Regions from separate parts of the Mus musculus genome. Here all the other regions are linked to region 1. A link is a loop called in an ENCODE intact Hi-C map of the cell type or tissue named here. Cell type or tissue: left cerebral cortex. All regions are shown on one strand. Region 1 holds the start of Gm51556 (a long non-coding RNA gene). Region 2 has its middle 37 kb from the start of Gm39264. Region 3 has its middle 72 kb from the start of Gm39264. Region 4 has its middle 38 kb from the start of Gm32968. Region 5 has its middle 20 kb from the start of Gm39264. Region 6 has its middle 26 kb from the start of Gm32968. Region 7 has its middle 53 kb from the start of Gm51556.

Region 1 (4,000 bases):
TGAGCCGCCCAGTACTTAACTACAGAGGTTCCTCTCATACCACCAGCTAGCTCCAAGGCCCCAGAGAGGCGCTTGGGAATACAAAAAGAAAGTACCTATCTTTGCTCTCCTTGTCAAGGCTAACAGGAAGCACTGGCAGAATCAGTCTGCACACTTCTGTGAAGAGGCTACCACACACACCTTCCCATGGGGAGCCGGCAGAGCTGCAGAGGGCACCTGCCCTCCTGCAGAGATAACCCTGCTGGAAGCTGGGGATTCCGGGCTCTAATTTTAGCTAGACCAAATGGAAGGAAGTACCGAAATGAACTGAACACGGAGGAAGGGGAGAGCCCAGCTAGAGGTTTGACAATTGCTATTTCAGGCCCTGGAAGAGAGGGAGGTGCGTGGAGAAAATCTTCCAATAAAAACAGCCTGGGGCCAGACCCTGTGGCACACACACCTTTCATCCGGCACTTTGGTGGAGGTGAGGCTGAGGCAGGGGAATCTACGTGTTCCAGGCCAGCCAGAGCTAAATCGTGAGACCCTGTCTCAATATAAACAACAGCAAGGACTGGACACCCCAGGAACAGAACAGGCTTGCCACCAGGTAGGGCTGGACATAGAAGCATCCGCAAAGGAACGCCCAGAGCCACCTACAGCCGTCCTGCAGTCGGAACTGCCTCCTCCACCCGCTTTTCCTTGCGACCTTTCATCTCTGCTACATTAACTCAGTTACAACGTGTGCCCTAGGTCAGGACGACTAGGGCCAGCTCCCTGTAGCTGAGTCCTGCCCAGGCAGGTTCTTGGCCCACATCTCCTTCTCTGGACTCCAGGTTGGTGGAGATCTGGCAAGAGCCACAGGATCCACACAACACACAAGTGGGGACGGGGGGAGGCAATGTTAACCCAACACCCAGCCACGTGCACGTTTCCTACGTTTCCTAGCAAAACTATTCCCAAATCATCTGCAGAAAAGAGCAGACCATGTCATGCACGAAGGCCGCCCCTCTGCTCCTTCAGCACCCCAACATTTCTGCACCCCACAGACGCCTCAACTTCAATAGAAACTGTGTGCCAGGGCTTAGAGAAAAAAAAAAGAAGATTAAAAAAACCCAGCATTCTTAGAAGAAGCGGCCACACGCAGCTCAGCCCTCTCGACCTGCGGTCACGTGCAGTCGGACCCGAGGGGGTACCCGAGGGGGAAGCCACCAGGAGGGCCGGGTTCCCACGCCTGCCTGCTCGCTCCGGGCTCTCTAGCTTCCCTCGCGCCCGCGCGCAAGCATCTTAAGGGTGGCGGGGCTCCCCATCTCTCCCGCGGTGGCCCCCGAAACTGAAAGTTGCATGGCAGCGGCTGTCAGCGCGCACCGAGGCGCAGGAAACAGGAAGCCGCGCGCACTGCGGCCACGGCCCCTCCCGGCCTCGCACAACAAAACCTTCCAGGGAATCGGGAGGGGGCGGCGGGGCCGGGGCCCCCAGGTCGCCGCCCGCGGGAAAGTAACTTCACACCCGCGCGATCCCGCCCGGGGCGCAGCGCCGCCGGCTCCGCGCAGACAAAAGGAGCGAGACGCGCACCGGGCCGGGCGCCCCACGCGGCAGCGCGCACTGAGCGGGCAGCCGAGCAGCGCGCCCCTGTGCGCCCCTACGCGCCCTGGTCTTGGGACCCGAGGACCTGGCGCACGACTCGCTTACCTGGTAAGTAATAGAGAGGCGGCTTCAGTCCGAACATGGCTCAGGTTAGAATTCCATAGTGGCCAGAGAGGGACGAAGAAGGAAATGAGGGGAAAAAAAAAAAAAAATCAAGCCCAGCAATGAAACAAAACCAGCGTCCAAGCCACGGCGCTCAAAAATGTCCAAAACAATAAAATAAAAGCAGAAGAGCGATCCCCGGAGCACCGTGGGTAGAAACCAGTTTGTGTTTTTTCCTTTTCCTTCTCCGAGATGATCAAAGGCTGCCTTTCCGTCCAGCGCCCGGGCAGGTTCGGCCACCTCGGCCGGAGCAGATCCACAGTGAGGTAATTGACCAAGGAAGGGCTGGAGCCTCCACGGCGGCCCGGCGTCTTCGCCGCGTGTGTATTTTCTGCCTTTTGGACTTGAGATGCAAATTAAAAAAAAAAAAAAAAAAAGGAGGGGGAGCTGGCGGAGGGAAGAGGGCGGGAGAGCAGAAGAGGAGAGAGAAAAATAAAGGGGGGCGGTGAGGGTGATGAAATTGGGGGGTTAAGGTCTTTAGGGATTACTCATTGGAAAGAAAAAGAGACAGGAGAGAGAGAGGAAAAGGGAGAGAAAAAAAAGCACCCCCTAAGACGTGCGAACAGCAATCTCGCCTCCATTCAGCCATTTGAATGTCAAGGGCGAGGGTCAAGAGACCTGTTTCCAACAGGGTTTCACGTTCAGAACCAGAAGGGAAAAGGAAGGGGGGCGGCGGGAGGGGGCATCTGGTTGCCAAGGAGAAATCGGCTTTGTTTTCGTTTCCCCTTAGCTACTGGGTGAGGAGGGGCGGGGTGCGGAGAGGAGGAGGGGGGCGCTCGGCAGGGGTGCTGGGGGGTGGAGAAAATTAATACCCAAACAGCCAAGAAGTACCGAGGGGGCAGATTTCGCCTCGTCAATGGGAGAGGCAGCGGCGACAAACAAGTCTTGGGCTAGGGACGCTGGTGAGGGCAGGCTCCCCTCCCCCCCTCACCACCAGCACCCCCCCCTTTTTGGTTATCTCCCCGCCCGGCGTCCCACCACTGACTCAGACGGAGGGGGTGGGGAGGAGGGAGAGGAGGAGGAGGAGGAACTCGCGGGGGCGCAGCCGGCAGGAGCAGGAGAGCGGGAGGCGAGAGCGCGCGGCGGTGGAGAGCCCCTCGATCAATTTTCATGCAAGAATCATTATCGGTAAATTGGAAAGCTGGCTGCCTGACAGCAGATTTGTCTCCCCTAATGAAAGCGAAAGGGAAGGGGCGCAGCGGCGGGCGGCTCCTTCCGTCTGCGCCGCGTCCTCCTGGAGCTCCCGGCTGCGCGCCGCGGTGACGAGAGTTCCACTTGCGACCTGCCCGTGCGCGGCCTCAGAGCCTTACGGATCAGACCCGCTGCCCAGGGCTCCAGGCGGATGCTCCCACTTCCGACTGCAGGGTGCTCCCCTCGGCCCGGGAGCCGGCCGTTTGCAAACAGTGGGCGACTGCGGGCGCCGCCGGGGCCCCCTCTGGCTGCCCAACTCCGCGCTCTGGCCGTCGGCCCGCCCTCGCTCCTCCCCACCCACGTCTGACAGCTGCGGGAGCCCGGAGCACGACCTCCCCCCCGCGACCGTGCCCCGGGGAGGCCGGGGCCGCCCTTTGTGCAGCCCGCAGCGGGCTGCGGAGACCGCGCCCGGGAGAGCTAAGGCCGGCGGTTGGCCTCTCTCTTTCCTTTCCTCCCCCCACGCCCTACCCCTTAAAAAATCCCTGTTGCAAGTGTAATCAAATGCTTGATACCATCTCCCACACTCTCCTGCACCCGGGCATTATCAGATCCGGGAAGGCATGCTTCCAGGCAAACAGACCTAATAAATGCTATTACTGGGACTCTGCAAGCCCCGGCTGCACCATAGTAACGAGAGCCCGGCTAATTTGGTTTAAGCAAACGACCGACTGCACTGAGCGTTAGTGTGGCGCCTGTATCTCCCCTCCCCAGCCGCCGCGCGTTCACACCAGCTCAAGAAGGCCCCAAGTGATAATTCCCCAAATCGAAGGGGAAAAAACCCTGCCGCCAAACCACATCCTGTGCGCTCATTGTCCAGCCCAGCGATTTTAAAGAGACAGCGTCCATTTACCCACACACCAGCCCCTACTACTAAACGCACGCGGCAAAGCAAGTATCAAGATGCGACCATTTGTTTTTCAAGGCCTTTTATGGAAGCTCTCCCTACCGCCGTGGCGCGACTACCTGGGGTTGTGTGACTCTGTGACACTAATGGTCACCTTTTGACCCCAGATCCTCAGGTCCTAGTCCGCAGGTACGCACAGTAGGAGCCATTGTCGCGCCTGGCTAGGGTTGCTGCCCTGGC
Region 2 (4,000 bases), 110 kb after region 1:
ACAGGTCGCCTGACCTACCTCTCCCCTCCTTGAGCCTCTTTGCCCTTTTCCTCCCACCCGTTGAGAGCAAGCCCAGCTGCTTCAGACCCTGCCCCGCCCCAGGAACTCAAAGGCCCTCTGCCCTTTCCTCTCTCCGCAACCACCTCTGCATCTTTGTGTGCCTCTGTCTCTGTCTCTGCTCCTTCTCAGCCTCTGACCTTGCGAGCTCTGTGGGGAGGGCACCCTGGCTCATGTACAGAAGGAGCTGAGATCTTGGCAGCCGGAAGTTATAGCGCCCAGGTGAGGCTCTCCTGATTCCACCCTTGCCCATGGTAGACTCAAGTCCCCAGAAGCAGCACTCTGTCTGAGCAGTGCCTGGATGCCCAGCTTGACTGTGGAGCTGGCAGTGACCTCGGTGTCCTGAATCCAGCATATCACATTCAGGCTCCAGGGATGAGGAAGCCTATGGGCCTGGACCGTCCCCATGGTCCCAGCAGCTGCAAAGGGCTCTGGAAGACACCAGTCGCTGACGGAGAGGGTTAGGTGTTTATCTAGACCAGAGAGTGTTGGCACCACAGTGGCAGGGAGAGAGGGGGTCTAGAGACCCAGCCGGGTGTTGGTTCACTCGGGCTTGCACTCAGCTCTTAAAATGAGGCTCCCCGCTCACTGGCTGGCTCCCCATTCCCTGTGGAGCTGCTTAGAGGAGGCTCTGAGTCTGCTTCTCACCTCCTCCTCACAGGGCACAGTGGGTTCCCAACACAGATGGACCGCAAGCTGGGAGTGAGGACAGGCTGAGGCCAGGAGCGGGCAGCCTGACTTGAGACTCAGCAAAGCTCTATTTGTATCTGACTGGAACATGCTAGAACTGGGAAGCTGGGGTGGGGAGGGGGCATTTTGAAACCGCAGGCATATAGCCAGGGGACAGGGCCGCCAAGTCTTCAGATCGGGTTGGGGGGACTTAGCTGGCCAGGCCTTCCCAAGACATCACTTCTTTCTCCAACGGCTGATCTATTCTGGGCGGGCTCTGGGCTCTGCTCCAGGCCAGGCTGGGAAAGGGGCCGAGGCTGGGGAGGAGGTGGCAGGGGGTGGTGGTGACAGGAGCTGTTCTGGGCAGGCCCCTGGAGAGCGTGGGCAGGGGAGGACAGAGCTGGCAGATGGAAGAACCTTTATTAAGAATGAGTCAAAGACCAGAAGGATTTTCTCAGGAGCCCTGGCGAGAAGGGAGCCCCGGAGTCCTGCCGCAAGGCTGGGCATCGTGCCCAGCCGCCGAGCCAAGGGGGGGGGGAGCTGGGCACTGGCCATGGGGCAGTGTCTCCAGCCAGGACACATGCCAGCCCGGGGCCATCCTGGCTAGGCCTCTAGACTCTAAGGCCCCTTTTCATTGCTGCTTCACCCTTAGAGCCCCCTCAGTCTGCCCACCTGTGCAATAGGAGGATCTTTCTCTGTGAGTGAGCCCAGACTGCAGACCAGTCATGGGGTGGGAGTGGGGCGGAGACCCCAGCTTGCCTTGACTCTCCCCTGTGGCACTCCCTATTGTAACTGATGCCCTACAGCTCTGCAGCCTAGATTCTGTGGGCATGAACGAGTCCTAACTGTCCACTTCCATCTCTCTCAGAGGTTTATAGCTAAGCCTACATCCTAAGCCTGCCTGCTCTGCTCTCTCCTGCTTGTGACCCAGGTGCCCAGCTCTGTCTATGGACAATATCAGGAACGTCCCCCCTGCTGGCTTAATTCCCTGCTGAAGCCACCTCCTTCAGGGCCAGCCTGGCTGTCACAGATGTGTGCTTAGTGCCCGAGGCTGGCTTTTTCAAAGCAGTGGCCATGAGATAGGCATGTCCTGCTGCAGGACGTGCTCTGGGGGACAGTGAACATCCAATCAGGGCTGGTGAATTCCTTCCAGGTCACTGTGGCTTACAAAGAACAAGATGGAGGGGCTGGAGAGAGGGCTCAGCCATTAAGAGGACTGGATGCTTTTCAGAGAGTCAAACCAAGCTTAGTTCTCAGCATCTACACGGTGTCTCACAACCATCTGTGCCTGGGGATCGGTCACGATGTGATACACGTATAAACATTCAAGCAAAACACTCATGTATCAATAAAATATCTGTAAGTTGGTTTTTTTGGTTTTTTTGGTTTTTTTTTTTTTTTTTTTTTGGTTTGTTTTTTTCTCTAGCAGGGCCTAGAACTTTAAGGACAAAGGGAGAGTCTGGAGGGCAGCCACCGCACCTCTGTCCCCCAGGGACTGAGCAGCAAAGCACTGGCTTTGAAGTATTGCTCCTCTGGTCCTTTTTCTGTTCGCACAGTAGCAGCCATCCCCCAGCCTCCGAGATTATTCGTGAATTCTCCCTCTACACCCATCAAATTAGAGCAGTGGCCACCCGGCTAGGCAGCCCCGACAGGTATTAAACTTTAATGAACACTAATGGCCTTGGCCTACTTCACCAGCACAGGGCTACTTACTAACATTTAACTCCTCAGGCCCCTGTGCTCCCTCCTCTCCTGCTGTGCTGCCCCCCCCCCCCATGGATCCTACCCCTTCCCCCCTCAGCCCACAGCTGGGCCTGCCCTTGAAGGTGTGTCTGCAAGCTGCCCGGCCCGTTCGCAGTCCAGCAGAAACCACCCTGCTCCCATCCGTTGTTGTCCAGAGCCACCCCGGGCTCTCAGGTTGACCAGACATGACAGGCGGTTCCCAGAGGGGCGCGCTCTGCTGTATGCAGACATAACCCTCATCCATCCAGAAGCCACCAAATACCATCCAAGCCCCTGCTGCCCTCCGGCAGTCAGAGGGGCTGTGTGCTTGAAGTCAGAGCTAAGCACAGTGCCAGGGTCCCAGACTGGGCCCTCAGATTGGAAGCAGAGGGAAGAGACAAGGATGCTGGACTTGTTCACTGCTCCAGAGCTGGCCACTGCCTTGTAGATACGGACTCCTTCCGTCTGTGAGCAATCACACAGAACCGTGAAATGTTCCAGAAGGTTCTAGATTTTCATCAGTCAGGAAGAGATGGCTCTTTGTGAAAATGAGGGCAACAGGCAAGCCCTTCAGGTGCCCCTGGGGCACTTGTAGATGGGGATATATAAGGGAGGGGCATTTGAACAGTGCTTACTGTGTGCTAAGGTGCTGTATAGATGGAGCTGCAATGCCATCAGATGTAACTGTAAGCAGGGTTCCAAGGGGGCAGGCAACCTATCTCACAGACAGGTCCCCAACCTCTCCTCTGTTCCTCCCAGTTAGAATGTAAGACACGGGGCACAGGCTGTAGCAGCCACTATTCTCTGAACTCCAGACAGCAGCGATGGAGACAGAGACGTCACTCTGCTCCAAGTGGGGCGAGCTGAGGGAGCCCTGGCCGTGTAGCTCAGACGCCAGCTTGTAGAGTTGCCACAGTCCCTAGGAACCACTCAAGCTGCCCACCTGGTTCCAGTTGCTTCCACAATACCCTGGCTGAGGTATCGACCCAGAGCCTCCACTTTCCCATTTCTACCACGGCAGGTAAGGTACTGCATAGGACTGCTGCTAAAACACAGGACACCCTGTGAACCCCTAAAATCTCAGATAACTTAGCACCACATAAGCCAGTGTGGCAGTGCACACCTGTGATGCTAGCACTCGGGGCGGAGGCAGGAGGATCTGCAGCTCACTGCCATGCACAGCTTTGTCGTGAGTATGAAGTTAGCCTGGGCTACGTGGGACCCTGTTTCAAGTCATCAAATAAATGACATCAGACAACAACACTTCAATATTAGAAGTGTGTGTGTGTGTGTGTATGTGCACACACGCATACACATGCCATAGTATACATACAGAGATCAGCGAACAATTTTGGGGAGTCAGTTCTTGCCTTCTGCCTTGTTAAAGCAGATCTCTCATTTCTGGCCCTGTGCAGTGTTCTCGGGGCTAGCCAGCTTCTGAGTGATTCTGTCTCTGCCCATCTTGGTGTAGAAACGAAGGGATTGTAGGAGGGTCAGCAGGTCCAGCTCTTGACATGCGTTACGGGGGTGGGGGTGGGATCTGGGTCACTGG
Region 3 (4,000 bases), 72 kb after region 1:
TTCTTCCCATAGGGGGACAAGAAAGGATGGCTTTATGGCTGGCAGCCCCCTTCCATGTGGAGTCTTAGGCCAAGAAAGCCTGTCTCATCCGCATGGGTCCCATTGGGTCCCTTTCCTGTCCTGCGTTAGGTGTATCAGCTGATTGGCTGAGCATGGATCTGCTGGGAGTGACTATTAACCCCAAGGGCAGGAAGTTCCTACAAGAGCACCTCAGCCCCTCTACAGGGGTCTCCACTCACCCAGCACCAAACTCACTCCGAGCAATCTACGCAGAAGAGACAGACTCACTTGACAAATACTTGCTCACAAAACAAACAGACTAAAACCACCACAGTGCTGCGGGCATGGACGGACACCTCGGGTGATGTCCGAACCAGAGCCCCAGCTCAGGGTGTTCAGGGCCTACAGGAAGGGACAGCCAAAGGCTTTCAACCGGGAACATCTTCACCTTGAGCTGTGGAAGCCATGGCAAGAGGCTTCCTACAACAGAACACAAAGACCCATCCGAGCTTCCAGAAAAACCTGGGGCTCCTCAAGCTAAGAGTTCCAGCGGGGGCCTGAGAAGCTCCAGTGGCTTGGTCACGGTACCAGATCCAGCCAGTGTTCCTGGATGTGGCCTGGGCACCAGCAGGTTTTAGTCTGTTCCCAGGTGATTTCTGAACTGTCAAACACGGGGGCTCCAGGCCAGAAGGTAAGCATGGTGAGTGGGGGTGGGGAGCGGGGTTGAGGGATGGGGGTGGGGGGTCAGGGGCCACAGACTGGATCAGAGCCAACTGCCTGCATACCAAGGCTTGAGCCGAGTAAACAAGTAACAGAGATTGGCAGGGCCATGGAACAGGCATGTCGGGGAGGGAGGAACGCTCAACTCTCACACACTGCCTATCACTGCAGGGCTTTGCCAGGCCAGAGTGGCACACTATTTCCACACACCCATCCTTTTGATTATCTCTGCTGGCCACCATTGGCTGACTGGGACAAAGACATCTCTTTGGCCATGGTGGGACCTGACACAGATTCGGGAGTCAGGTAGGGACACAGAGGGAGCAGGAGGAAGCTTGGGCAGCCACCAAGAGCAGCCTAGCCTCGGAACCAACGCGACACGAGTCCTCAAAGAGGGAGAGACAGGGCTGCAGGGTTTCACACTTTATGCTCCCATCCAGACACACCCCAGGGACCACAGCAGACCTGGGGTCCCAAAGGGACAGAACAAGATGCTCCGGGCGGGCAGATGTGCATTGTGACTGTGGTGGGGATCTTTTTCCCCAATGTGGCTTCAATAGTACTCACGTGCCCTTGCCTGCAGGTTAGACCTTGATAATCGTGCTGTCTTTTTCCATGAGGACAATGGACTCAGAGTCTCATCTCTGGCAGAGGCTCAATCCCTGAGCCTGCACCCTTAGCTCCCAATAAACCTAGTTTTGTTTTGTTTTGTTTTGTTTTGTTTTGTTTGAAACCTCAGGAGCCCAGGCTCTATTTAATTCTATGTAATTCTTGCTGTTACCGAGAGTGACCCCTGACCTCTGATCCCCTCGCCTCCACCTCCTGAGTACCAGGATTACAGGTGTGTGTCACCACACCTGGCTTTTAAAAACACGGTAAGACATCTACATGAGAGCGGATCATGAAATAAACAAGGGCCTCACTGTGCTGGAAGGGAAGGTCTTGGGGCTGAGGCTGAGCTCTGCCTCCCCGGGGCCACCCTGGGAGCCCTGGTGAGCCGCATCAGCAGGGCTGGAGGCCTCATCATTATTTGTGTCTCATTCCCCGTGGGGGAAACGTAGTTGCCTTCCCTAACAATAACAAAGTATCAGGGCGGCTCTTAAAAGCCACCTCTCACATTTCCTAGAGGCCACCAGGCTCAGAAGTGGCAAGCTAGCCCTCCAAGATCACACAGCAGCTATTCTGACAGCTAGGCATGCTGCCCCCTAGAGCATTGCCAGCCCTGGCCACTTCCTCAAAGCCCATGGATATTCATTAAATACATCTCAACTGAGCAGAATACAGGCCTAACAGGCTCCTGCGCCTTGATCACACAAGAGGGGGCGGGGCTTGCCGCTGCGTGCTCAAATCCAATCTATCCTACTTGGCAAGCGCTCACCGCCTGCCTGTGGGCTGTAGGAAAACTGGCTTGGTGTGGCAGGGTGGTGACCACTGCCTACTGTAGAAGCCAGGGCTCTGCTCAGCCCTCACGCCTCCTGGGCCTGGGCAGCAGCTGGCCACGGTCCCAGGGAGGCCCTTAGTTTCCCAGCCGCCCCTGGCTTTGTTTACCCGGGCCCTTCCAGGCCAGGAACCATCCGGAAAAGGCGGTTAGGCCGGGAACAGCTGCCTGGCGCCTCTGAATGGCTCAGATGTGGTGCGCGGCGGGGGCCAGAGCCAGTATGCTGCCGCTAGGTGAAATCGGCTGCCGTTAGAGTCACCAAGAGCAATTAAAACGAGAGGAAAAACAGCCAGGGTCCTCCAGAGGCACCCGACCAGCTGCTCCCTGCTCCCACCTCTTGGGCCCCTGGGGGTAGCTCGGGCTCTGATTCTTGCCTGGCTAGCGCGCACGCCCCGCCACCTGCCTTCCGCAGAGTCAATATTGACAGCCCCTGAGCAGCTCTCCGGCTTGCCAAGGGTTGGGGACGGGGAGGCAGAAGGCTCCGGATCTCCACTCGATTGCTGTGTGGAGAGATGAGATATTACCTTCCTGACCCAAAACCGGAGTTCACAGCTGCACTTCATTAGGCTCTTCCAGGAGGCCCAGGGAGAGGCCAGGGCTCACCTGCGGGCAGCAGCTGCTGCCTGCCTGCCTCCCTCCCTCGAGGCGCCCTGGGCTCCTGCCCAGGCTTCAGGGCATGGGGTGGACTGCCCAGGCTGGTCGCCAGCACTACCCGGAAGTCCCTCCACAGCCCTGCCAGGAGGGAGAGGAAATGACCATAGACCTGGGTCCGAATCTCCTAGAAAGTACTAGAAGTTGATGCTAGTGGGTATCACCCTCCTGGACTCCTCGCTTTGTCTCTCTGGGTGACATGTTCCCTATATGGTGCTGTAGTGTGTCTGGGTACACAGTAGATGCTCAATAAACGCCCCTTCCCGTCCCCTTTGCAGCTGTAGCTGCCTTTGGAATGCTCACACCGCATAACTGAGAGTTACTTTAACGTCACCTTGAAAGCACCTAGTCTACAAAGATCCAGAAGGCCAGTTGAGTCCCACAAGAGGGGCAGCCCACGTCTTCATCTCACAGGAGGAGCAGAGATACTCAACCAGGATTAAGGGCTTCCCCAAAAAAGCAGTGGAGCTGGAAGTTAAGGGGATCCCGCAGGCAGCAAAGTCAGACACTCCAGTCTAGGGGCCATCTCTGGGCAGCCACTAGGCTGCCTGACTCTGCTCACTGTTGTTCACCGCATCTTTGCTCTCGGCCATGACGTCTGTTAGTCATGCCTCAGCAGGCTCCAAGGTGTCCATGCTGTGACTCTGACCCACCACAGGAGCATGGTGGCTGGCAGAGAGAAGCTATGCAACCTGAACAGATCCCTTGAGCTCTCTGGGTCGTCCGTCACTGAGCATGAACCATATGGCTTGAAGGCTGTGCCTATGGAGGCGTGTGGGAGCCTGAATCCCAGTTTAGTTTTCTTCTCTGTCCCTCCATGTGCTTCAGACACTGGAGGGCGGGGGGCGGGGGGGGGGGGGGGAGAGGAACATGGTGGGACGATGACAGACTGACAGACCGGGACGGGGACAACAAGATTTTAATTCAGTCCCAGCTCAGAACCCTGTGCAATCCCGGGTGTAGCTCCCCAAGTCTGGGTCACCTTTCTAGCTCCGGGTAAGATGCACCATGCTCAGGGCTGATGTGGTGACAGGTGACAGGGACTCAGGTACTAAGGACCCCCCCCCCCCACCTCATCCCTAGTTCTTGTCCTCTCAAGATGTCCTTACAGCTGCCCTTTCCAGGTGGGAAAACTGAAGTCTGAGGAGACCTGGGTCAAGGTCAAATAAACGGAGCTGAGATTTGAACCCT
Region 4 (4,000 bases), 200 kb after region 1:
GTCTCTCTGCCCTTCCCTAAAGTGGCTGAGGCAGTCCTCGCTCCTGGCCAGGCCTCCCTGCTGCGCCATGTACATTGCGCCCAGCTCCTCAGCCAAGGCCCTCACTCCATCTGTTCTGTAACCAAGCAAAGGAGGCGCAGGAGGAGAGGAGGGCCCACGGTTCCCCGGGCACCCATGGCTACCCTGCCCAGCTGGGGCTGGAGAGGACAGCTCCTGACGCTTTAGGGACAGGACCTGACTCCAGTCTCTTCTTCTGTATTGATGAAGACAGTCTACAAGATGCTTGCCCGGGACGCCATTTTGTTCATCTTTTAAGGCTTACTAACTGTCTTGGTCAGGGTTTCAATTCCTGCATCATGACCAAGAAGCAAGTTGGAGAGGAAAGGGTTTATTCAGCTTACACTTTCCACACTGCTGTTTATCACCAAATAAAGTCAGGACTGGAACTCAAGCAGGTCAGGAAGCAGGAGCTGATGCAGAGGCCATGGAGGGATGTTCTTTACTGGCTTGCTTCTCCTGGCTTGCTCACCTTGCTCTCTTATAGAACCCAGGACCACCAGGCCAGGGATGGTACCACCCACAAGGGGCTCTCCCCCCTTGATCACTAATTGAGAAAATGCCTTACAGCTGGATCTAATGGAGGCATTTCCTCAAGGGAGGCTCCTTTCTCTGTGATAACCCAGCTTGTGTCAAGTTGACACACAAAAGCAGTCAGTATACTAACCAACTTATAAATGCATACAAAACCAGTCACATCATGTGCTGTGTCTGAGACCTGGATTTAAAAACAAAAACAAAAAAACCAAAACAACAAACAAAAAACAAAAAACACAAATAAGCTCCCAACACTGACTGTTCCAGAACACTCTTTTCAAACTCTAAAACTAACATAGAAACTACCTGCCTTGCATCGCTGACTTCCCCCTGTCCTGCCCACACCAGACCAAAGACCTACATGCCCAAGAGCGGAGCCAGCTAGTAGTACGCCCGTTAACAGCAGACTGTTCTAGATCAGCACTATCCAAGGCAGCAGCCGTTGCCACCACCACTGCCAGCCACCCGTGGATAAAGGGGCACTTGAAACTCAGCGGTACAACTCAGAGCTGAGGTTTGCCATCGCGTGTCATTTAAGCAGAGCGATGCTTGCCTAGCACAGCGGGCGACACCTTGGCTTCTGCTCCTAGCACTGCAAATACTCCTAAAGATTTTAAATAAACCCTCACGGCCACACAGTGGCTGGAGGCCTCTGCTGACCGGAATCTCTTGAAAAGAAAACCTTTATCGACTGGTGTGAGCCTGCCCTGAGGCCAGAGGAGGGTGAGTGGTGGACAGAGGCCGGGGCTGAGCACACAGGTGAGCACACAGAGGTGCGGTTGGGCTGGCGAGCTCCTCCAGGTGCACAGCATCCCTGCAGGTTCCAGGCTGCTTGTAGGCACTATGGAAGATGCAGAGCCTTAGGCTATGCAGAGGTGGAACCAGCTGTGGGCTGTTTCTCTCCTTGAAGCCAGTTGTTCTAGTCCCCTAGAGGTGACAGATCTCCCTTCCAGGAGGAGCCTACATCATTTTTTACCTGTGACACCCTCTACCTTTGAGAGCTTTCACCAGGATAAGCCCCTGCAGTCCCAGAGTGTTTGCAAGGAGGGTGGTGGTGCCTTTTTTTTTTTCTTTCTAACTTTTGGGTGGGGGGAGGGGAACAGATAAGCTCAGAGACTAGCCTGAGGTCACACAAGATGGAAAAGCAATGTTGGTATCATGCCAGCCCCAGAGGAGACCAAGGCTAGGAGGATTGTCCTCGGGTCAGTGGGGCTCCGCCCACCAGTGTACACTGTGCTAGACCTTCAGGCCTTTGGCTCTCAGGTCTCTGGAAGGGCTGAGAGGCCCTTGGGAGGTGCTGACAGGAGCCTGGGCTTCTGCCACTCCCTCCATCCCGGCTGGCTTCTCACTCCCGCTGCGCTGGGAGCTGGCAGCCACCAACTGTTGCAGCCTCTCCCGCTCTCCCTGCCCATCTGCTCGGTGTTGGATCTAAGGCAGCGGGGCCCTGGAGAGCTGCTGCAGGGGCTGCTGCTCCTACCCTCCCTTCACTCAGCCTGGGGTTAACAGGGGACACGGGACTCAGCTCATGGCAAACAGTCTGATGAGCAGAGCAAGCCAGATGCCCCGCTACCTCCAGCTGTGACTGGATGGTCCCTTCCCTTGGTCTTGGCAGCCATTATGTGTGACAAGGTCACAGTGTGTGCCCTGAATGTAACTGGCTCTAGGGCCAGGCCCAGGGCCCAGCCAGGCTCATCTCCCACCCCCTCCAGGCCAGTTCCCCCGTTCAGCCTGTCCCACCACCAGAACCACCCATCAGGCCGTCCCCCTGGCTAGACCAATGGTCCCCAACCAGGCTCTCACCCCCAGATTCTCTGACCACACAGCATCTGACCCACCCACCTGCCCTGCTGCCTGAGTAGCAATTTCTCCTGTCATCTGTTCTATGGCTGACTTAGAACCAGAACAAACAGGCTGGGGATGATGCAAGAACGAGGTGATCTCAAGGCACGGCTTCCCTGGCTGGTGACAATTCAGAACTGTGACCTTGAAACACACGATTCACAACTCCAACTCTGAGGGCCTGGGTTCTCGTTTCCTACGTGGCCGCCATTCTGAGGACACAGAATACACTAAGGACCCACTATGTATGTGAAGGGCCAAGCCTGAGCAGCTAAAAGAGCCACATCTTCAGGGATCCCGGCCTACAGTGGTGTTGGGGCAGGCAGCCCAGACAAACTTCCGAGAAGAGAAAGGTGAGTCCTCAGAGGTAGGAGGGGAGAGCCTCAATGGGCACCCATCTTGCTCCCTGCGACCCAAGCCAATTAACATGACTTCTTGAACCCCATGGAAGATGTAGCCTGTAGCGGGGTGGTTAGCGGGTGAGCTAAGGCCTGGCTTGTTGTAGGTAGTGTAAGGGTGATGGTACAGAAGCACCCACAAGCCACCTCCGTCTCCTCATCCTCCATGCCCCACCCACCATGGAAAACTGGCCCGTGCTTACCCTGGATCTAGCCTTCACTGCAACCTTATCCTGCACTCTGGCTGCCTACATCCTCCTTGATTGACAGAGCCGGGGCCAGCTGGCCTCCGCTCACTTTAGGCCTGTGCTCAGCAGAGCCTTCAGCAAGGAGCACCCTCCCTGCCTGCTCCTTCCCCCTCAGGGCTCTGGAGCTCTGTTATCAGCAGGAACCCTTGCAGGGTTCTCACAGCCTGGACGCCCTCTGGTGGCAAATGCACACCAGGCCATTCTTGACTTAAGCTCCCAGCCTCTGTTGTCCCCACTGCATGAAATGAAGCACACAGTAGGTACTGCAGACAGCAGAGGCGGCGGCAGCCCTGACCCCCGACCCCCAAGACTCCATCCCAAGTCCCAGAATCCACTGAGTGCTGAAATTCTGCCAGGCCCCCAGGGGACAGAGCCATCTAGTGGGCAGCTGGGCATATCCTGTCACCCTGAGGCCCCAGTAGTTCCCAAATGGGGATAGAGTGACTCTAGGAAGAACAGAGGAGCATACAGATCAGGCAGGCTCCACGGGCCCGCTCCGCTCTATGGTGGGCGGGCGTGTGCCTCCGCGGGCAGCATGTTCCTGAAGCATATGCTCACCATACGCTCGACCGCCACGGCATCCCCGGTGCTTAGTACAGCCTGCTGGCGGAAGCAGGCCTCTGCCTGGAGCCTCCTCACCTTAGCAAGGAGCATCTGGGGACCGAGGCTGGGGTGTCACCTATCCCTACTCTGTGCAGCATCTGCTCTACCAAGGCCCTGCAAAGGAAGTGGCCTGGGAGCCCACGTCATAGTCATAGGCGACATCGACTGAGGCTCAGAGAGGCTCAGCACAGAGTTAGAGGTGCACAGCGTGCAGGGACTCTGGGCCTCATGGCTTCCACTGCTCCTGTTATGTCTGTCACTTGGGAAGAGGAGGGCTGTGGCTGGGACACAGCTCTGCAGAATGACCCCCATGGCCAC
Region 5 (4,000 bases), 120 kb after region 1:
GAGACCAGGTTAGCCCAGGCAGGAGGCCAGGGCAAAGGACAAAGCAGGCAGAGGGCAGTTGCACAAAGGAACAGCCAGTATCACAAGCTTTGCCCAGGTTCCAGTGCCCACATGTATGTCCTATAAGAACATAGAACTTTCCCCTGGAGTCCCCAAACATTGCTACTGGTGTCTCTGCCATTGCTGCCACCCCGCCCCAGTGAGACCCAATCCTCCTGACTACTCTCAGGGACTAGTCCCTTACTACCTCAGACAGCCCTGTAAGACATCGTGTGTCCCCTTCATTATCTGTAAACTGTACGTCTTACCAGGGAAAAGAAGGTCACACCTAGGACTGGCCCCTAGCCTGGGTTCCATGCAGCCTTCACTGATGATGCTGCCTGTGCTAAAGGAAATGTCAGATGTCACTTGTATCTGACATGGGACTGGGAGGACTAGAACCTCAGAGTCACCTGCATGGGACACCTGGGCCCTGAGCATGCCTCTGACCCTCTGGGGGCTCTGTAGCCCAGGCCCACACGGCTCCACTCTTGACCGCCGCTCCCATCCCTGCCTTTTACTTCTTGCTTCCTGACCAGAGGGTGGCCTGGAAATGGGTCAGCACTGGCTCTTCACCTAGGCTGTCCCAGGCTAGGTATGCTCTGGGAATGTAGGACTCAGTGGCCTCAGAGCTGGGAGCACACAGATGAGCCCGAGGGCAGGCTTGGTGCCGGGGTCAGCTCCGGGTCAGCCTCTGTTCCACAGTGCACAGGGTGTGGAGGCTCGTGCCTTGGGACAAGCTGTAGGAGGGGTTGGCTCAATATCCCACCACACCGTTCAGTCAGCTAGGCTGGATCTGGGACCCCAAAGTACTGCCTCTTGGGCCAACACTTATACCCCAAATGCATCTCAGTGTCCTTGAGCTAAGACACTGCCACCCTGAGTCAGGGCTCAGCCCTCTGTCACCCCCACATCCGTCTACAAGCCTTGATGTCTGGGCACCAGTCCCAAGACCCACACTCCTTCCTCTAAGCTGGTGCAGGCTTTCCCTGGGGCTCACTCTGGGCCCACTCACTCGTGGGCTCCTCTGGTCAATGAGAAGTGACTGGCCCAGCCTGGTCTGGCTGCCTGTGGGGACAATAGTGGACTCACTTATGGGAGGGGCGGAAGGACCCACCGGTGAGAGGCTCCCTTCTCTCTGCCTCTCCATCCACCTCTCTCAACCCTACTAAGCTCCTTTATGAGCTAGGTCCACACTCGGAGCTGCGTACAAGCTTCAGCCCAGCAAGGCAAGGCAGGCTTCCTCCTGCTCCCCAGCGTCCTGCCTGGCACTGCCACTATGGCTTCTGTGGGGACCAGGCCCTCGGAGGTGACAGCTATTTCCCTATAGTCCTGATTTCTCTGCCTCGTGTTCTCCTGGCAGGCTCAGCTGACCAAGACATTTTGTGCACAGAGGAGGAAGGCTATGCCCTAAGACACAGAGGGGTCACCCTGACAGCCCTCATTCCTGTAGGAATTTGGCACCACAAGGGGGGTCAACACAAAGGTCAAAGGTCAAAGAGACACAGTCAAGGCTGGGGTGCTGGGAAAGGATGTGCGTATGCGTGGGACACAGGGAGGAGGAGGAGGAGGCTCAGACGAGAAAGGAGAAGAGGCTCCACAAGAGGAGGCTCCACGGCACAGAAGGCCAGGCAAGTGGTGGGCTCTCAGAGGCTGAGGTGGGCTGTGGGTTTCAGAGCCTAGTCAGTGCTCTTTGCTTGGGGGTGGGGGTTGTAGATGCAAGGGACACAGGCCACTGGGAGGGAGGAGGGACAGGAGGCTCCAGCATTTCTGAGTCAAGGGTCTCGGGTCTCTCCCCAGAGAACTTCTTCTCTGCCCTATTCAGCTGGTAGGGTCTCCATTCTGAATTCCCTTCTCTCTAAAGTCCCCAGTCACATGGTGCTTCCCCTGTGGCTTGCTCTTCTTGGTGTCCATCTTGATGCATTTGGGGGAAAGAGAGCACTCCAGGTGCCCTCAGCTTTGGCAGTGTTTGGGGGTTCCAGGGGAAAGTTCTAGGCAGATCTATGTTCTGGATGCATTTGGAGGTGGGGACCAGGGTGATCTGCCTGCTGTCTCCAAGGTACCCAGGGGAGGGGAAGGGGCAGAACCTGGTTCCTGGGGCTAACCCCACCCACTCCAGGCTTCTGTTTCTGGCTCTGCTGGGTTGCGCCCCCTTCTGGGCCAGTGACAAACTACATCCACAGCTTCTGTCCGGGAGGGGCAGGAAACCATCCTGACCCCTGACCTGCTCAGCAAAGAGAGGGGAATTTGGGGGTCCAAATGCAGGCTGTCCTTACTCAGCAGCTTACAAGGCTGGCCCACCACACCCCTGAGTTCTGGAGTGACCCCACTGTCCTGCAACTGCCTGAATAGAGACACACTTCCTGTCCACTCCGCCCCTTTCACTGACACTAGGGACCCCGTACCAAAGACATAGTCAGCCCAGTCAGGCTGACTGGAACGGACCGCCAACCAGCAGGCTCTATGAGACACCACCTCCTCCTGCAGCTGTGAACAAAGAGCCACCTCACAGGGCAAAGTGGACCTCTTGTGGCTGTAGCTGGGACATTAAACCCTAGGCAGAAGGAGAGGTTAGATAAGCCAGTTGGGTGTGTTGGGGTCTCAGGGTTATTCCAGCTGGGGAGGGGTACAATGGGAGAGAAAGGAGAAACACGAGGAAGGGGCCACAGGCCAAGGACAGCTGAGGCTTTCAGAAGCTGGGGCAAGCGCGAGGCAGATCTTACACACTAAGGAGGAAGCAGCCTGTGAGGCCTTAGCCTGGAACCCAGCCGAGAGCTCTGACCTCTAACCTAAAAGGAAGAGGCACGTTTGGAGCCACTAAGTTCCAGGTGACATGTGACAGCAACCACAGGAAACCGGTGTGACGGGAAGAAGGCCGTTCCCAGACTCACACAAGTGTTTGCTCCCAGGAACATCCTCCAGGGCACAAGCTCAGCTGTGACCTTGAGTGCCCTTGGCCGAGCCATGACCAAGGCTGGGTCCTCTGTTTCCTAAAGGCATTGCTTCTTCTGGTTTTGTTTTGCTTGTAAGATTTGTTTGTTTTTATTTCTTAGGCGAGAGTGTTTTGCCTGTGTGGAAGTGCACCACCTTTGTGCAGTCCCTCTGAAAGCCAGGAGAGGGCGCCAGGTTCCCTGGGCTGGAGTGACTTGAGGCTGGACACTATCTAAATGTGGGTGCTGGGATTTGAACCCTGGCCCTTTGCAAGAAGAGCAGCCAGTGCCCTTCAACACTTGGCCATCTCTGCAGCTCTTCTTATAGCTCCCTCACCAGGTGTTTGAAATAAATTCACTCAACCCTCAGAGCTCCTGTACAAAACATGTGCTGACTGGACCATGCCCTGAGGAGAGAAGGAAGGCTCTAGAGTTGGATAAGAAGCCACTTGGATGCACATACCTGGGCTCTAATTTCCTCCATCCACTGCCGCACAGACCCCAGCTCCCATTCACCCAGTGAAAGCTTGCGAGTCCCCCACACCCCACCCCGCCCGCCTAGGCCAGCCAGCATCACACAGACACACACAGACACACACACACACACACACACACACACACACACGGAGGTAAGAGACCCACAAATTGGAAGGAACAACATTTCCAGATGGGAATGAAGCTGAAGAGAGAGGCTACAACCCCGTGAGCAACTACTAAAAGCTGAACGGAATAAGCCCCCGAGGACACAGGGAAAGTGTCACACATATGTGGCCTTCAGGAGGGTGGGCCAGGCTAGTTATAACATTGTCTCCCTAGGGCCCCATGACTCTTCACCCACAGGGCCCACAAAAGTCACTTCAGTGGCTCCGAGCATAGTCTTTGTGTGTGTTTACGTGCTTGTGTGGAGACTCAGGGAGGGGCAGGTACACACGTCTGTGTAGGTCAGACTCTGATGTCAGATGTCTTCAGTCGTTATCCTGTTTTTGAAGACAGGGACTCACTCACTGAGCTAGGCTGGGTGGCCCGCAAGC
Region 6 (4,000 bases), 190 kb after region 1:
CTGGAGAAGACGGCTGTGGGCTGTGTGGTTACAAGTGCTGGCTGCTTTTCCAGAGGGCCCACGTTTTGTCGCAGAACCCACACTGGGTGGATCCCAGCTGCCTGTAACTCCATTTCCAGGGGACCTGACACTCTTCTGGCCTTTGCAGTTCCTGTATATATGTGGCATACATTCACACAGATGCACACATAATATAGACAAAGAAAAACAAAACAAAAACAAAAGCAAGCAAGCAAACAAATCCACAAAGGTCATGTCCCCACCCCCACCCACCCCCACCCCCGCCTCACCAATCAGCACACTGCCTGTGTGTTTCTGATCTGATGAGCATAGCCCGGTGGCATAGACAAGGGACATACAACCCAAGGTCAAGAGGAAACTGAGGTGTGGGGCCACAGGTCTGCTTCAGGTGAGCTGCAGGCTCTCCCGTGGCCTTGATTCCCACCTTCCCCAAGTCATCACCTCAGGGTACAGCCGAGCTGGGGTCGCAGCAGCCCCACTGGCTACCTGGAAGCTGAGTTTGTACCTGACTTAGTTACTTTTAGACTTAATCAATTTTCTGCGTAGGGATGTTCTGCCTGAGTGTATGTCTGTGCACTGCGTGTGTGCCTGGTACCCAAGGAGGTCAGCAGAAGCCAGCAGATCCCCCTGGAACGGGAGTTATAGGTGGTTTGTGAGCCACCTGGGAATCGAACTCAGGTCCTCTGCAAGAGCAACAAGTGATCTTAACCATTGAGCCATCCCTCCAACCCATGCTTGCATTAAACACACACAAACACACACACACACACACACACACACACACACACAGAGCCATACCAGAGCCAACTAGATGGGTCAGTAAATAAAGGTAGTTCCTGCCAAGCCTGAAAACCTGAGTTTAATCCTCCAGGGCCACATGGTGGGAGAGAACCAGCCCCCACGATGACCTTTGACCACCCCCACATGAACACCTTGAGACGCACAGGCATACAAACAATTAAGTATATTTTAAAAATACTCCCGAAAATTTGGGTTCAAAAATACTAAGCTGCTTTGAATTCCTGCTTACAGGGGGCTCACTCTAGTCACAGGTAATTTTATTTTACTTATATTTTCTTTTATTTTGAGATAAGTAAATTCTCCATGTAGTTCTGACTGTCCTGTGACTTGTTATATAACCAGAGACCCACCTGCTTCTGCCTCGTCCAGCTCTACATCCAGCTCAAATGGCTTTAAAAAAACAAAACAAAACAAAACAAAACCCTGCAGTATTAAATCCAATGTTTTTTTCCTCAACACTAATCAAAGTAAGTACAGAAACCCACAAAGAAGCTGGGCAATGGTGGCTCACACCTTTAATCCCAGCACTTGGGAGGAAGAGGCAGGTAGATCTCTGAGTTCAAGACCAGCCTGGTCTAGAGTTCCAGGATAGCCAGGGCTACAGAGAAACCCTGTCTCAAACCAAAACCAAACCCACAAACAAAAAACAAACACTTGGTGACAGGGCTTCAAATACCACACTTCAGCCAGGCCAAGGGCACAAATTACCTAAGTCACATGTATAAAATGGGATCATGACTTTGACCTGGCCTGGTTTGAGCCTAGTTTCCTGTCTACTGTATAGTATCATTGACAATCCCAGGGCACAATACCAAAGTCCCTGTGTCTCCATTTCCCCCACTTCAGTGGTGCCAGCCCTGGAGATTAGACATGGAACTCTCCTCAGAGTGTTCAAACAGCATAGAGCCAGCTCCCAGCAAAACCCAGGAGTTGCAAGGTCCTCCAGTTGCCCAGCAAGCTAGGGTTGTAATCTCAGCTGTGTAGCCTCAGGCAAGTGAATGTACCTCTCTGGTTTACCCATCTACAACTTAGAAATGGCAAGCTCACCAAGGAACCCACTAGGAACCCCCCCCCCCCTTTCTCCATGGCTTGGCTGTACACCCAGAACCCACTGTGTTAACATGATTGGCACCCAAGGATGTCATGGGTAGGATGGAATCCCAAGGCCCAAGTACATAAGAACAACACTCTCAGGCTCTGCCACAAGTCACCAAACCTGCCATGAAAGAATAAAGGGGGCACAACCAGCAGCTCTCTCCACCCTGACCTCCCCAGGCAAGCGCCCTTCCCAGGGTGAGAGCGCCATCTGCTGGAAGCATGGGGCGTGGCACCTGTTTCAACCTTGCCCAGCTTGTACCTGGGTCAGGGCTTTGGGCTTGAGGCTGGATCTTTAAGAACTGCTGTTCAGCCCCCCCAGGCGTCCAACACCAATGACAGACTTCTGGGATTTGACCTTAGGCCTCCACTGAGCACCCTGGCGGTGAGACCTGAACCCTCCTTTGCACGGAGCCTCAGCTCCTGCTACTGCCTTCGGTCTCCTACAGCATACTCGGCTGCCAACAGTAGAGCTGTGACTGCTCCAGTCGACAGCTGCCCTGCAGGGGCACAGGCTGCAGGAAGCTATGGTAGGACGCTGTGTGCCTGAAGGCTGCTGGCGGGAGGCCACAGAGTCCTTCCACCACCCACAGAGCAGAGGAGGAGCCGGAGCTGGGAAGATTACAACAGCGGTCTCCTTGAATCAGCCCCATTCTCTGTGAGAGGACAGCAGGCACCTGTTAGCATGACTGAGGCTCGTCCGTGAGGGATGCTAGACATCAGGGATGACACACCTGGCACGCATCACGCTACTGAGAGGGTCCCTCCTACGGAGCCAAGTGTGGCTATTAGAGCCCTGAGTTGCAGAGCAAGCTGCACCAGATCTTAGAGGGAGGACTTGCAGCAACCTCTACTGGAGCACACTGAGCAAGCCAGCATGCTTCCCTCCTCTCCTGTCTCTGTTCATGTTCACGCTGATGTAAGACACAGGTACACATGCATGGAGAAGCCAGGAGTCATTGTCAGGTGTCCTCCTCAATCACTTTGCCATCTGGCGTTTTGAGACAGGGTCTCTCACTGACCCAGAGGTTCACTGATACAGCTAAGCTAGCTTGCCAGTGAGCACCAGGCTCCTGCCTCCACACCCCCAAAGTTAGATGCATGCTACTACTGTACATATATATAATATATGATATATGATATATACTATATGTTATATATAACATGATATATAAAATATATATTATATAATATAAAGTATATTATGAATTATACATGTATATCATATATTATATACATATATAATATATTATATATACAGGTATATATTAACTTGGTTTATTAACTTATGTGTATGGTTTGCCTGCATGTATGTCTGTGAACCATGTGTGTACAGGGCCCACAGAGGCCAGAAGAGGGTGACAGATCCCCTGGACCTGTTAAGAGACTGTTGTGAGTCACCACGTGGGTGCTGGGAATCCAACTCTGGTTCTCATATTTAAGGGAGCACTTTCCTAACTGACCCATTCCCCAGCCCCGCCCATCGTCAACTCTTTCCATGGTGTGGTGAAACACACCCCGGGTCATGCTGGTCAGTCTAGAGATACAGAGTACACGGTCAGTCCCATAACCACTACCTCTGTCTATTCTAGAACGTTCTCACAGCCCTAGGAAGAAACTCTGCACCTCTTAGTTTCCCCTGCTCCTGCTCAGCTGCACTTCATGCCCATGGTCATCCTATGGCTTGTGGGTGTATCAAGCTTCAATCTCTCCCATCATGCTTTGGGGTGCACCCACACAAGTCTCCTCATAGCCAGGTGAGCACCCAGTGAGTGCATAGACACCTTCTTATGCACCCTCTGTGAATGGACACTGGCATCCCCTCCCACTGTCTCGGAAAGGGCTGTGACCCTCCCGTTCCCAGAGTCCGAATCTGCCAGCGCAGACCACTCAGCAGACTGGCATCGTGGGCCGAGGTCCAGGCTAACATCCAATGGCCTGGTGCTCCATCTGGTGCTCCCTCTTCCCATGTCTGTTCTCTCACTAAGGGGCAGGGACACTGGGTTCTAGAGATGCCTCCCCCTGGCCTTCAGTGAGTGATTCCTGGTGACTCCTCCTGACTGGAACAAGCCATTACAAGACC
Region 7 (4,000 bases), 51 kb after region 1:
CCCTGCCTGCCTGCAGCCAGCAGCTCCTGCAAGGGCTGCCTGCCTCCCGCAGGCTGTGCCTGCACCACCGCATTAAGGACAGATGGATTACAGCTAATGAGCCCTGCTCGCACCATTAACACTGGAGCCTTCCCTGGATTAAAACGCGCACAGCCCGCCGGGCTGGCTTGTCACTCTCGAGGTGGGCACCGCGGCTGCTGGCTGTGCGTCAGCGTACCCTTAATTGCTCTTGTAATTGGGTCGCCTCGCTCCTGGGAACCCTGATGCCACCCTCAAGGGATGGCGGACTGGTGAGACTGCCTTTTCCATCTCTGCACTAGTCCCCCTCCCCCAAGGCGGTTTTCCCTGGAGTTTGAGCCCCTTCCCTGAAGGTCTGCTTGGGCCAGCAGATACCCCATCCCCAGGATTGTGAAGAAAGGAAGGGGCCGGGTGCACCCGCTCTCCAAATCACGGCCTCTGGTCTATTGTATGCACACACACACACACACACACACACACACACACACACACCTCTCATGCCCCCCCTACAATTCTCTGTCTCTCTCACACCCACACATACACACACATACTTAAAATACACACATGTTCCCACACTCATAACTCTTCTGTGGGATGAAGAAGAAATCAGGAAAGGGCCACCCGGGCAGCAGGGTAGGGCCATGAGGCCCTGAGCCAGAGAAGCCAACTTCCCGGCCTGACTCAGTTGTGTGGCTCAGCATGGTTATTCAGCCGCTCGTGCCTCTGTTTCCCCATCCGTGGAAATGAACATGTGCCAAGTGAGCAGTCATATTTAACAGTTGTGGCACACAGACAGCGGTGGTCTCTGTTACCAGGGTGCCAGGTTCTGTCTGTGAGTGACAGGTGTGCAGACATGTTGGCCTCCCATTCACTCTATAATCAACCCAGACTGCCCTGAAACGTATGGCCAGCCATCCTCCTGCCTCAACTCTCTGCTAACTCATATCTAGATTAGAAGCAGAAACAGGAACTTTGGGTTCAGCAAGGTCTGAGGCCGGGGGACTGTGGCAGGTGACACTCGGTGATGACCCATAAGTTGGCTGAGCGGGTCATCACCAGCGGCCTTTCTTACGCAGCTCGTGGCCACTCTTCCTCCCACAGGATCCAGATCTGCTTCACCCAATGCAGAAGAAGAGCCCAAGGGTCCCCTGCAGCCCCAGGGAGGTCCTATCTCTCTAAGGACTGTTTGCCCATTTGAAAGTTGGTATAGCTAGGGTCCAGTATCCCTCCCACATGCCGCCTGGGTGCACAGGCTACGGAGCGCCGTGGGAGGCACCAGGCAACTGCAGGCTGCGGGCAGGAGGGCAGGAGCAGAGGCCCGTCCCTGAGGTCTGAATTATTCACACACAATAGCACCCTTACTTACAGTGCAGCCGCCACCGACTCCTGCTGGTAGATTACTCGGGGACTGGCTGCTCTCTCGGTTAATTAAGGGGACACTTTTGCCAGTGACTTCTCAGGTGTGCAGTCAGGCAGCCCCAGGTCTCATCCCACTGCCTCGGAGACACTGGATCCCCCAAGACCTGCCAGGTGGGAGGGAACTGGAGCTGGAGCCGTGCCAGGCTCCTAGGTAGGGACAGTGGCCTGTGTGCCCCAGGGCGGAGGCAGGGGGAGTGTGCCAGGCCACAGGAGCCGCATGGGGCTGATCCTGGATCCTAGCGGGGGCTGAGCAGAGACCGTGTCGTGCGTATATTCTCTCTCACCTGACAGAGCTGGGCACAGGCACAGACACTGTGCTCTGGCAGGTTCTAGCAGGTTCTGGCAATCCTCTAGCAGGGTAGGAGCAGCAGCCAACATGAAACATTTACAAAGGCCTTTCGTAACCATCTGTGCTGGGAACGGAGAGGCGGGCTGAGCAGCCACAGCCTTCCTGCCTAGGACCTCAAGGCTGGACAGTTATGGCCCCACCAGGGCCGGGTTTTGAGACGCCAGTCCAAGTAGGGACAAGGACCAGAGTGGCCCACAGATATGCTCTACAGAGAGCTAAGGATGGGGACATAGGGGAAGAGGGCCACAGCATATCCCAACTGTGTTATTTCCAGCTGTGTTGCCTTGGGGACAACACAGTCTCAGTCTGCCACAAATCATGCACCCAGTGGGTGTGTGGGTGTGTCCTGTTGTGCCTTTTCTGTGATTCTTGCAACATCTATGGTCCCTCAGCACAGGGGAGAATCCACTGACTTCAGTTCTTGACAAGGTCCCTTTGAACCGGATTGACTTTCTTCTGCCTGCATCCAAGAAACTCCCACACACCCCTCAAAACCCTCCTGGCACATCCTACCCCTCTGCCTCTTCCTCTCTGTGAGACACAAGACTCCCTCTTTCCACTGCAGCCAACTGTAGCTCATACATGGTTTATCCTTGGTGAAAGATCCAAAAAGAAGGGGGGCACTCTGGCCTGCATATTACAGACTAAGAAAACCTGCCACACTGGCTGAGCCCGTGCAGAGCCTGAATTTGGACCTGGGAAGTCTGGCTCTCTTCAGCTGCCTCTGAATGGAACCATGGGAAAAAGGAGAGAGGTCTGGCTGTTTCAAGAAGAGCCAATGTCAGGAGCAGCTGGACCCAGCAGACCTGAGAGATGAATCAGATGCTGAGATCTGAGGCAGTCAGCTTAGCGGGGAAACAGGGAAGGTTACAAACTAAAACTGAAACCTGAGCAGGGACTCTGGCAGTGTCATCCAGGGAGGGGACCTTGGGCTGTGGTTTCTGCCTGCACACACCCCCACCCCCACCCTCAAGTGCTGGCTCAGCATGGAGTCCAGCTGCTGACCTGATGGTTATTTCAGGACTATAGGGGCAGGTGGAGAGAGCTCTTGGCTTTAAGCTGAAAATGGTGGTGGAAGAGGGGCGTTCCCAATGGGTGTCTAGCAGAAAAATCCGACTGGGGGACTCTCCAGCTGCCTGGCAGACTCACCCATCCCACCCAGTCCCGCTCTCCCTTGGGGCCTTGGCGCCCCCCTCCCCCACTGCACCTGCTGTGGGAGTGTCACCTCAGCAGATTGGTCCTCAGGTCCCCAGGGAGAGTAATTGGACACAGAGCAGAGGACTGCTACTGTGCTGTGTCATCTACTGTGGGTAGCCAGGGAGGCGGCAGCGGTGGCGGGTCCTACTGGGTCTCCAGGACGGAGAGGAGAATGTTCCTCTTTAGGGAGGGGCAGTAGCCGTGGAGCAGGTCAGAGACAATGGAGTTTTGTAGTGGTTGCCTGACTGACCCACGTTTACATGAAGCTCTGGCTTCACTCCCCTTCACCACACAGAATGAGCGTGGGGGCATAATCCTGTAAGTCCAGCAATCATGAGGTGGAGGCAGGAGGATTGGGAAATCAAGATCACCTCAGCAACCATAGCGAGCCCAGGGCCAGCCTGGGCTACATGAGCCTGCGTGCCTGGGTGGGATGTGGGAACTCAGGGTTTTTAAAAGACGCAGGCGGATGGCCCTTGTGATGACTTGGGTATGACTTGGGTAATGTCCAGTGTGTGGTGTCGATGGGACTTCTGCAGCCAGCTTGTCGCTATACTCGGTGTTCCCCGGGGTCAGCAGGAACTCTTCTATCAGGAAGTGAGCAAGTTAAAAACCTCAGTGCTTAGAGAACTGAAAACCTGTGTCCACCCTACGCCCCAGAGACAGTGATTGAGAACTAGAGACAAGCGTGCTGCTACACGCAGTGGAGTATTACTGAGCCATAAACAGGGACAAAGCTGTTAGACATGCTGCCGTGGTGAGACCGGCAAACACGATGCTGAAGGCTGGGTGTGACGACGCTATCAGCAATGCAAGCATGGCTGAGATCAAGGCAGGGGGATTGGCAGGTCCAGGCCAGCCTGAGCTACAGCCCTGTTGCCAAGGAATGGAGGAGAGACTTCACAGTATATGAACTAGATCTCAGTAAAACTGAAAAAACAAAACAAAACAAAACCAAAAAAAACCCTAACCCCTAACCCCTGCCTCGTGCCCAGCCAGAGACCAAGGCTGCCCATC

Evidence for each region. Hi-C counts contacts between places; a loop is a spot of excess contacts. Peaks named below come from ENCODE experiments on the same cell type or tissue, not always from the same donor. Only the 100,000 strongest peaks of a DNase experiment are listed, where the experiment ranks them.
Region 2: it touches region 1 in a loop (7-fold over the local background); 3 of 42 quality-filtered maps call a loop at or near these places.
Region 3: a loop joins it to region 1, with 2.4 times the contacts of the local background. A loop is called at or near these places in 13 of 42 quality-filtered maps.
Region 4: it touches region 1 in a loop (2.0-fold over the local background); 2 of 42 quality-filtered maps call a loop at or near these places.
Region 5: a loop joins it to region 1, with 2.0 times the contacts of the local background. A loop is called at or near these places in 3 of 42 quality-filtered maps.
Region 6: a loop joins it to region 1, with 2.0 times the contacts of the local background. A loop is called at or near these places in 2 of 42 quality-filtered maps.
Region 7: a loop joins it to region 1, with 7 times the contacts of the local background. A loop is called at or near these places in 6 of 42 quality-filtered maps.

Annotation. Positions count from the first base shown.
Region 1 is chr8:120,486,820-120,490,819 of GRCm38, reverse strand. Gm51556 (a long non-coding RNA gene) reads left to right here and starts at 367. Exons shown (of 2, transcript XR_003947480.1): 1 at 367-1,671; 2 at 1,918-3,543. It also overlaps a transcript of Gse1 not described here. In left cerebral cortex, a CTCF peak has its summit at 1,559; DNase peaks (open chromatin) are centred at 1,395, 2,058, 2,914, 3,649 and 2 more places; H3K4me3 peaks cover 4,000 bases; H3K27ac peaks cover 3,687 bases.
Region 2 is chr8:120,379,790-120,383,789 of GRCm38, reverse strand. It overlaps a transcript of Gse1 not described here. Among named protein-coding and RNA genes, the nearest start is that of Gm39264, 37 kb to the right of the region's middle. In left cerebral cortex, no CTCF peak of the experiment used is centred here; DNase peaks (open chromatin) are centred at 753, 1,057 and 1,963; H3K27ac peaks cover 2,090 bases.
Region 3 is chr8:120,415,188-120,419,187 of GRCm38, reverse strand. It overlaps a transcript of Gse1 not described here. Among named protein-coding and RNA genes, the nearest start is that of Gm39264, 72 kb to the right of the region's middle. In left cerebral cortex, CTCF peaks have their summits at 1,929 (motif pointing left), 2,441 and 3,350; DNase peaks (open chromatin) are centred at 2,128, 2,185 and 3,563; H3K27ac peaks cover 1,847 bases.
Region 4 is chr8:120,287,908-120,291,907 of GRCm38, reverse strand. It overlaps a transcript of Gse1 not described here. Among named protein-coding and RNA genes, the nearest start is that of Gm32968, 38 kb to the left of the region's middle. In left cerebral cortex, a CTCF peak has its summit at 3,275 (motif pointing left); DNase peaks (open chromatin) are centred at 1,050, 1,988, 3,254, 3,602 and 1 more place; H3K27ac peaks cover 2,330 bases.
Region 5 is chr8:120,362,801-120,366,800 of GRCm38, reverse strand. It overlaps a transcript of Gse1 not described here. Among named protein-coding and RNA genes, the nearest start is that of Gm39264, 20 kb to the right of the region's middle. In left cerebral cortex, CTCF peaks have their summits at 2,211 (motif pointing left) and 3,142 (motif pointing right); a DNase peak (open chromatin) is centred at 2,184; H3K27ac peaks cover 660 bases.
Region 6 is chr8:120,299,182-120,303,181 of GRCm38, reverse strand. It overlaps a transcript of Gse1 not described here. Among named protein-coding and RNA genes, the nearest start is that of Gm32968, 26 kb to the left of the region's middle. In left cerebral cortex, a CTCF peak has its summit at 2,148 (motif pointing left); DNase peaks (open chromatin) are centred at 52, 2,153 and 2,490; H3K27ac peaks cover 1,194 bases.
Region 7 is chr8:120,435,583-120,439,582 of GRCm38, reverse strand. It overlaps a transcript of Gse1 not described here. Among named protein-coding and RNA genes, the nearest start is that of Gm51556, 53 kb to the left of the region's middle. In left cerebral cortex, no CTCF peak of the experiment used is centred here; DNase peaks (open chromatin) are centred at 537, 1,419, 1,819, 2,235 and 1 more place; H3K27ac peaks cover 2,481 bases.